Linked DNA regions of Homo sapiens: region 2 is linked to region 1. The links are chromatin contacts, found by Hi-C in ENCODE. All regions are on one chromosome and are shown on one strand. Each heading gives the region's core, a stretch centred on a gene start or an enhancer-like site at or near the end of the contact. The rest is flanking DNA. Distances are from core to core; before and after follow the strand shown.

Region 1 (5,077 bases), core at 657-3,156:
CAGACTTCTGAAAAGATACTGACCACATTAACAATTTCAAGCTATTGGAGGATGAGGACATAGTATATAAATTAGAAATTACTCTACAACTAAGGGTATCTTACCCATATCTAGACCATGGCAATTAGGAATTTATTCAATGTATTACACATTGAAACATTATAATGGTGACTACAAGTTGCATTTAACATATGAATATATCCCAGAATCAGCCTTATAAGAAGGAGCAGGTAATATTTGTGTGGAGATATTTGAGGGAGCCCATGAACGGGAAAGGATTGTCCTGAACAAATAAGAAGGGCTAGAGGGGAGTGAAAGTGCGAAGAAACCACTATAAAAGGAGGTAACCGTCATAGTCTGAAAAGTAAGCTACTTTATTTTAAAATCCTTCTGGGAAACTACCATGCTATTATGTGTCAAAAAGCCGTAAGTAATCATAGCCTGCAGATTTATCTCAATATTTCTCCAAAAAGGAAATAATGTATGGTATGAAGATATTCATTGTAGTATTTTATGATAATGAAAAATCCTAAACATTCTGAGTACCCAAGGATAAGGATACAGATTAGCAAATTATGGTATATCCACTTAGAAGATTGTACATTCACTGAAAATGATCATTATAAAAATTAGGTGGCAAGTTGGAGAAAATGCCCATCAAAAAATACTAACCTAAAAAAAAGCAAGTTATGAAATTATATGAATGTTAACATTAAATGTATATTAAATATGTTTCTGTGGAACAAATAAGAAATCCTTATAATTGAAAATATTTGTATGACAGTCTCTATTTTAGCGACTTTGTATGGCAGTACCATAGTATTTAGAAAATTATTTTCTAATTTACAAGCAGTGAGCCCTGCTGGTTCCTCATCTTCAGCCTTCAGTCTTCACCTAGCATACGTCTTTTGCTCAGAAATGTAACTTCCAGTAACAAGCTGAAATTCCTGCTTCCCAGGAAAACCCACTGAAACCCAAACTCTCAGGGCAACATCTCCTCCTCCACTACAAGCCGTCTGCCTCTATGTCCATCCTACCTGAGGACAACTTGGACCGTTCAGAAACCAAAATGGATGGATTCCTGGAAGCTCCAACCCAACTAAGAAAGAAGCCAGACACCCCCAGCAGCAGATGGTTTAGTCTTACAGTTTTTATTTATTTTCTCTACACACCAGGAGAGGTTAGCTGATCAACTGGTGAGGAAGAGGGGGTGGGGGCTGGCCTTCTCTGCTTAAGAAAATGTCTGTTTGGCAGTGTGGCATTCACACGGGCGAAATGTCACATCTTTTATGCCACCGGTCCAGGGGAAGCCCTGCCAGGGGAGTTTTTATCAGTGTAATTAACACAAAGGCCCCCTTCTGTCTTAAAAACACAAGCCTTGGGGACACCGTAAGATGAACTGGCCATTGTTTCTGCACAGCACAAAAACTCCTTCCCCACTCCCACCCCTCCATCCCATTTATGGGGTTTCATTAAGGCCCACGGGTGTCCCTAACTTATTTATTTAGGAAACACTGTTATTGTCTTAATGTAAACAGAACTCAAGATCAGTTGACAGTTGGAATGGTCCAGCAAAAAGGTTTTCAAAGGCGCCTCCTTGGAAAGGGGTCTCTCCATTCAGCCCCCAGTTCCTGTATCATACTGCCAGCACTGTTCACAAAATAAACAAATGTTTGTTTTACAACATGGCAAAGGGGGCTCCCATTCAACGCTGGCCAGATATGAAAACAAACTTTCACATATAAGGGCTTTTGATACACATGACTTACTTGGATGACAAGGGGCTCGGCTGGGGAGTGCTTAAAGCTTATTAATATTGCACAAAAGACTTTTGTTTATCATTTCGCCGGACTGCCTGGGAATCACAAGACTCAAGCCGCCACCCGGCTGGTGTCCTCGCATTTCAGCAGCCGTAACGTGTGGAGATTGCGAAAGCACTGCTGGTTTGAAGCCAAAAACAACCTCTCCACAGACCCAGGTGAAAGAACTCCAAACTGCCGGCCTCTGAGAACCAGACTTGGAATTTATTAAGAGTAAAGGGCCAAGAGCTCCCCCTACGGGTAGAAAAAAAAATGGATGCCTTGAACCTGCCTGTTTGCAAGGGGGTAACTTCCAGAAAACGTGGAACCCACAGCCTGACATTTCTTCTAGGGACATTTCTTCTTCTATTCAAAAAGCCTGGGTCTCTGGAGAACAACTTTTCCTTTTTCTAGTTGACCAGCTCTATTCCCAGAACGTCTAACGAGACATTAGCACTCTAAAACACTCATGATCAAAAATCAGTCCTTTAAAAAATAATAATAATAATCAGTTATTTAGGCACTGGTTTGTTAAACTGGGAAGGGAATAGAGTAAATCAGATACGATCTCTGCCCTCTAGACTTACTCTGTCCAATACAGGAGTCACCAGCCACGAGTGGCTATTGGCCACTTAAAATGTGGCTAGTCCAAATTGGGATATTCTGTAAAAAAAAAAAAAAAAAAAAAAAAAAAAATGTATAAAATATCTCATTGATTTTTCACATTGACCACATGTTGAAATGATAGTATTTGGGATAAATTGGGGTAAATTAAATATATTAAAGTCAATTTCACCTTTTTTAATGTGGCTGCTAGAAAATTTTAAATTATGCATCATACACATTAGATCATATTTCTACTGGACAGTGCTGTCTAGACAGTTATATAATTATTAAGGCTTGTAAAAAATAGTGAAATCTTTAGCCCATGATATTAGTGATTTGTGCCAGCTGAGTTGATTTTTTTCTTAAGTACATTTATTCAATTCATTTACCAGAATCTCCTGAAAAAAGGGGAAAGTTAAAAAAAAAAAAATACACACACACTATGGCAGGCTTCCCTGCAAATTTTAGTTTGTTTTATTTAAATCTCAGCAAAATGGAAGTAAAGACTAGGGTTTGGGTTAAGGTCACATATGTTGAAAAAAAAAAAAAAGGTTTCAAAAGGAAATATGTATTTTATCTTTACAAACCCCTTCCTTCTGGCTATACTCTTTGTGTATTTAACTACAAGTAATTCCAAGAGGAAAAAATTCCTTCTACCAGAACCATCTTGCAAATTTGTTTTCAGGTCATTAGACAGAAGACATTTACTTTTTCCCTCCTCTCACAACTTCACCTACCTACTCAATCCCGGTTTTTAAGCAAATTTGGGATATGTAAGATAAATAGGATTATGTGAGTAATATGTGGCCCTAAATATAGTCAGACCACCAACTTACCATAGCATTTAGACAACCCACTGAAAACTCACTAATGGTGGCAACGTTGCCATCCTAATTTCTGAATTCAGTTTAAATTGCACCAGCAGCTGCCTTTGATAAACATACTCAGATCTGGCCCACGACCACCAAACCCACCCACCCATAAGAGGAAGACCAGCAGAGAATTTTCCTCTTCCCTGGGTCTGCTGTCTCAGATCTGTCCTGCTTATTTTGGTCCCAGGAATGTGCCAAGATACCACTGAAAGATTAACTACCTCTTTGAAGGGACAGCAATTCAAGGATTATAGGAATCTTTCTGAAATTTCTCCCTGAAATTTAGCCTTAAAATTATGTCAAAAGTGGGTATAACTCTACAAGGCCCAAAGGCAAATGTCAAGAGGGTGCTCCTATAATATAAAGACACAGTGAGCCAACAAGTGCCTGGTGCCCTCTAGGCCTCTTCCAGTACAGGGTATTGTTAAGCCAAAGGTGGATTAGATTAGCCCAGCAAATTGCAACGTTCATCTTTGAGATTACAGATGAAATTGCTAGAGGAAAAAAAAAACTCAAGCAAACAAGGATTTTGGTCACAAGTTGGAACAAATATGGGCTCCTGCTGAATAGCTACACAGAGAAAAATTTGGAGTAGTACCCAAGACCCTCATCATTCTCCCCACAGACAGAAATGATGGCTCTGGGAAAGAGAGGCTGCAATCCCACCACATGAACTGTAGATCTGGGCTACGGTATTTGGAGGGCACTGGAGTGGGACAGGATATTCACCGAAGATATTTACTAGTATGATTTTCCATCTGGCCTTATTATTCTGGCATGGCTGCCAGCACCTTATAATCCCAGCATTGTATTCGCAAGCAATTCCTCTGCTCATTAGCAGAAGCTGAGTCCAACTCTGCTCTTGTAGGGGCTTGTGAATCAGCATAGACCAACAGACAGCGTTTCCAGGAGCTAGCTGCAAAGAAACAAGGACGCTACTCATTGAGGGGAAGGCATCTGTATCAGTTAGGAATTGCATTTGACTGTTAGTAGCAGGGGCTGGATATAACAGTGATTAAATAAATGTGCTTCCTCCTCGTGTGAAGGAAGTCCTGAGCAAGGCAGTCCAGGAGGACATGGAAGTGCTGGAGTGTCAGGATCCTTCTATCTTTATGCTCCATCACAGTTAGCACATGGTTTCCATCTGCAACACTGTCTCATGGTCTAAGATGGCTGTTGGCTGGGCCTCCAGTAGTCACATTTATATCCAGGCATGGAGCAGAAAAAAATGGGAAGAACAAAAGGAAGTACATGTCAGCTATTGTTCCCTTCTCAAGCTTTCCTGGACATCCCACTGAGCCACTTCTTAATTTAATTTGCTAACTTCTAGCTACAAGAGAAGCTGAGCACATTGTCCCTCAAATAAAATCCAGTTCCTGTTGTAAAAGAACAGTAGGAAGAATAAAATGAACATCAGGTTGATCCCTGGGTTGCTTCAGAATCATGCAAAGACATCTGTAAAGGAGAGTTACTTCCAGCTTAGAATGTTTATTTCAGCCTTGACAACCACATTAACAATAAGCATCATAACCACTGGGTCACAGTACACTCTCGGGACCCCTGCCTTTGATTGGATGGAGGAATTCTTTAAGATTATTTGAAACTTGTGCTATCTCTCCATAAAGTTCCTCCATAGGAATGACATTGTTCCTGGGTCACATCACTGTCAACATTTACAAGTCATCATCTGTGAACTTGATAAAGAAATTAAGTCCCATTATTGGGTTAAGATTCAACTGTCTCACTCTGTTGAACATAGTGTGACTAAAATCAAACAAAGTGCTAAACAAGTGGCCAATG
Region 2 (4,786 bases), core at 922-3,421, 1.0 Mb before region 1:
CTTTGAACACATACTGCTCCTCTCCAGATATCTGCATAGCTCACATCTTCACTCCTAGAAATCTTAGCTGAAATGTCAGTCATCTTCTCAATGAGGTCTACTGTCACCACTTTTTATTTTATTTTTTGATATAGGGTCTTTCTCTGTTGCTCAGGCTGGAGTGCAGTGGTATGATCTCAACTCACTACAACCTCAACCTCTTGGGTTCAAGTGATCCTCCCACCTCAGCCTCCTGAGTAACCGGGACCACAGGAGCACATTACCACGCCTGACTAATTTTTGTATTTTTTGTAGAGAAGGGGTTTCACTATGTTGCCCAGGCTGGTATTGAACTCCTGAGCTCGAGGAAGCTGCCAGCTTCAGCCTCCCAAAATGATGAGATTATAGGCATGAGCCATCCTGCCTGGCCCCTCATCGCTTTATTTAAGAAGACAAGCTACCTTAGTCCCCAACTCCAGCTTCCTAACTCTTGACTCCCTTAGCCTACTAAATTTTCTCTTTCTTCCCTAGCACATAACATGTTTTAGCTTGTAGAAGAACTTTCTCATTTATTATCTTTATTGTTTATTGAGCCTCCCCCCAGCCCCAGGAGAATGTAATCCAGGAGGGCCTGGATCCATCTCTTTTATTCATGGATATATTGCAAGTACCAAGAAGTGCATCTGTTCAGTAAAGCCTGAATGAATGAACTAACAGACAACAAAAAATATTTGTTGAATGACTAGAGGGTAACTTAACTTTTTCTCAGATAATTCAGTATTTATAAGAAAGTTTAAGAAATGCTTTTGATTAAACTATTCTCATTATCTTAAAGTTAATAACGATCAACTCTAGATCTTTTTAAAAACTGTGCTCATTTTATTATCTGTCCTGCCTTCCTAATTTTCACCTAAAGATGTAAAACTAAATATACTATTTGTTCACTTTGCAAGTACAAAAAAAAACTCAAATATGAAAAATTTGACTTCTAATTTTTGGTGACTGTCAGATGCAAAGAGAATGTGCTGCCATCTTCCTCTGTCCCACTTGTTTTCACACACAAGGCAATCCAAGCACTAAGTTGCCATTTGTGTGCTCAGGACTGCTCTGCTGATAAGTGGTTGGGATTTGGAAGAGACACCTAAATACCGATGGTTGACCTCCCAGCACATTCTTGTTGGACTCTATCACACTACCCTATCAACCTGGTTAGTGTGTTATGCATGTCACTCTACTAGTGACAATAGGGGAATTTATTCCTTAAATCTCATGAATGTCTTTTCTCCTTCTTCTCTTCTTATATCATCTCCCAGACAAAGCTGGAGTTCAGGTGAACTGCAAAGTGGTGTGAGAGCTCCTGCTATGGTGGTCCAGCTCTCATCTGGCACTTCTGCTTGATAAGCTCAGAGCAGTTCTTTTAGACTGCCTCTTGTAGGCACGCTTGAAAAACAACCCAGTTAGCATTCCCCTAGCCTTCATCTATGATTTCACTGGGAAACTATGCATTAGATACTTTGGAAATAAATATACACAAGAAATTACAACTCAGTTTGAATGACCCTCTACCTTGGAATGTCTAGAACTGTGAGTTATAAGGCCAAGAAATATGTCCAGGCCTGCTGGCTCAAAAAGTTGCTATTCCTTATATGGAATCTGGACAGACAGGGAAGCTGAAGTTGTATAAACTAAACGGAGATTTTTTTTTTTCCCAGCCACTTACGTGCCTCATCCTTGACCTATTTCATTTATAGGTTCCTTTAAGATATGATGCCTTGAGAGTTCGTTGCCTTCTTGCCAGTCTTCCAACAACAATTTTAAGAACAGCCAGTGCTTTACATGGACTTTAATTATATTGGAAAATCCAAGGAAAGGACCAGAAAGGCCATGAGTGTGGTGATGCAATTATATCAGTAGAAGGTTAGACCTGCTAACAGTGAGGGGATCCGGCTAGAGCAACCCAAGTACAGTCGATTCATTACTGTTGGAAATTTTTAAATGCAGACATTCAGAAATGTTTAGTCTGGTTTTCAGTAAGGAAGAAGGGCAAGTAGATTCAAACAAGGACCCGCATGCTGCACAATAAGTACTTTTTTTACTCTATTTCCTTGATAATGGAGAAAATGAAACAACAAGCTATGAACTTAAAGCTAGAAGGAGAAATTCTATTCTTTAATAGGAGTAGTTATTTTTTCTTACACAATCTAGAATAGGGACATTTCGCAATCTTGGCTTACACAGAATATTTTAAAGTAAGTAATTCAGAACACTCAAAGTACGTTTGCTTTCGCTAATCCTTGTCAGCAGTTCTGAAGTCTTTCTAGGTTCAAATCCCAGCTATACCATTAACCAGGATAAGTTTCTTACGCTCTCTAAACTTCAGTTTTCTCACTTAGAAAATGAGGATTAAAAATAGTACCTACTGTACAGAATAGTTGGAAGAGTTTAAGAAGTTAAGACAACATAAATAAGAGACTGATGAGTACTTAGTGTCGCATAAATAGAAACAATTATTACTCTCACTAGCCATGTTTATTGATTGAATGGAGCTTTAGAAAAGTAGAAAGTAGATCATAAAAAAGTCCCGTACGTAATGAAAAGTGGCCCCCTGAGTCTGAACACACTGCCTTGTTACTCAAAATTTCTTCTTTTCTAGACTTAGGTGTATATTTTCAGTAGAAGTGGGGAAGAATGACAATTAACTAAACAATCCAAAGGAAGTGCTGGATCTTTGCATTTGTTATTGCAATTTTTCAGATGAAAGCTTGGGTTTCCTAGATGCTTAAATTACAGTACGATCTCACACTTGTACTTCATGAGGTTGCATTGGGATGTAGATATTTACGGATTGACCTACAGACTAAAAAACAAAGCAAAGAATCAAACAAAACAAAAACCGACAAAATATTCTTCTTCTTAAAGCCTGGATGATGATATTAACTTATACTGCTTTCATTTCAAGGCTTTTTTTTTCAAAGTGCGGAGTCGCCGAAGAGCGGACTTCACTTAGGGTACCCGGAAAGCACATGGAAGCGAGCCCACTCACTCATGTGAAAGAGAAACGCTCACCTTTGAGAAACATATTAGAATTCCAAAATGAGTAAATCTGAGAGAAGATGTTTTAGTTGTAGCACACATATTAGTTTTGTGATTTAAGACTGGTGTTTTTATTTTAAATGCACAGCAGGAGGGAAAGGTGGGGCCTTAAGCGTTTCTGTGCTTAGCGCCTCTGCAGGCCTGATCTAGCCCTGGTCTTGTAGATGATTGTAATACTTTTATAGCTATTCAGGTATTTTGTCACCAAAATAAATATATAGTTTATATTTAGGCAAGGCTAAAGGAGGGAATCTCAAATTTGTTTACAAGCTCAGTAATGGAAATAGAATGAGTACCAAATATTTCTATATCACTTGAAAACACCATTCATTGTTAGAGGCTCTGATATAATTTAGGCTCTGGGTAATTTTGATTTTGATAAACCTGATTTTCTAGTTTTTAAAATCTCTAATCGCCAAGCATCTAGTTTTTTCTCATTAGAGAAGCTAATGCTCTCATAATACTTAATATTCTCCATTTTCAGCAAAGCTAGCTTTAAATATTTCCTAATGCTAATGCCTGATTTGTCTAAGCATTTTAGCTAAATCTAATCTTTTATTACTGTTGATGCTCATCTCTATTTTCAGATGGTTAATTTGCTGACTTTCTGCAAAGTTCAGTTTTTGTTACATGTCTGATCAAGCTTAACAATAATTTCCTATATTAGCCAAAGGAATGTTTGTTTATGAGCTTAGAGTCATATTTATTAACATCCATGATTAACTGAAAATTGCCCCATGTGGTATTTCAATCCACAAATGTGTTTTGATTAGAAAAGGGACAATTATTCCATTTGCATTTGATTCTAACACAAATGGTATAATTTTCAGCTCTCTTAGTCAAACAGTTAGTAGTGAAGAAAAGAAAAGGTAAGGCCTTAGAAAGACTCCCATTATGGCTGCGGCTTTCTTATCACTTAGACCCTAGTATAATTTTGTTTTTGGTAGCACATTTCTATGAAATAGTTAGTATTGATAATTACCTTAATTGTTCATATACTCTATAAAGTATCACTGGGGCATTATCTATTATGTCGCCTGACATTGATTATTGTGTACTTTCGAACATATTTCATCCTCTTTAGGATTGGATGTCTGACTATTTAGATTTAATACTTGACAAATATTATGCATGTAGAAATCCAGTAAATAAGAAAAAATATATTTTGAGGAGGTGATTTATGTTCTCTTTAATTCCAAGTACTTTCTCTGACGCTTTCATGACCTGATCTAAATCTCCAAGTTCACTTTTTTTATCCAGTAGAATAGAATTTAGCTTCTCACGGACTGCTTGGGCACATGGCAAGGGATTCTTTCTGAGAGTCTGATGCCACTGGAATCTGGAATCTGACTTTTTGAAGTTCTGCCCGAATGGTTAGTAGCTCAGGGTGGTCTTTAGAAGCTGTAGTCCCAGCATAGAGTCTCATGGATCCCCGAGGCATGACTGGTCTGGTTAGCCTCTCCAGAACTGCTGATACAGGAGTCACCTCCTTGGAACTGTTTGTGGACCCAGTCACTTTCCCTGGAGATAAGAACAAACTTTTAGAACCAAAATTCTTGCACCTTCCTGTTAGACTGGGGGTTACTCTTTTATTTGCAATTCAGAATGAGAACTTTGATAAGATTATCTGACTTTTGTTGTTGTCTTCCTTGGGTTGAGAGCTAACTAGGCACGTAAATTTTGGTCTTATTATCTTTTTAGGCTGGGTCTAACA

Evidence for each region. A loop is a pair of places that touch in the nucleus more often than their neighbours do. Pooled maps may share reads with other maps.
Region 2: a map of aorta shows a loop between it and region 1 (4-fold over the local background). The contact joins two enhancer-like sites. A Hi-C loop is called at or near these places in 3 of 168 maps with a recorded cell type or tissue (aorta, ascending aorta and endothelial cell of umbilical vein) and 4 of 50 pooled maps.

The regions. Positions count from the first base shown.
Region 1 is chr2:67,844,590-67,849,666 of GRCh38, forward strand. No RefSeq gene overlaps it. Among named protein-coding and RNA genes, the nearest start is that of LINC01812, 22 kb to the left of the region's middle. Within about 2 kb of position 1,907, at least 13 of the 41 ENCODE cell types and tissues checked have a DNase peak (open chromatin) inside an H3K27ac peak, as active enhancers do.
Region 2 is chr2:66,838,605-66,843,390 of GRCh38, forward strand. No RefSeq gene overlaps it. Among named protein-coding and RNA genes, the nearest start is that of LINC01799, 63 kb to the right of the region's middle. Within about 2 kb of position 2,172, at least 6 of the 41 ENCODE cell types and tissues checked have a DNase peak (open chromatin) inside an H3K27ac peak, as active enhancers do.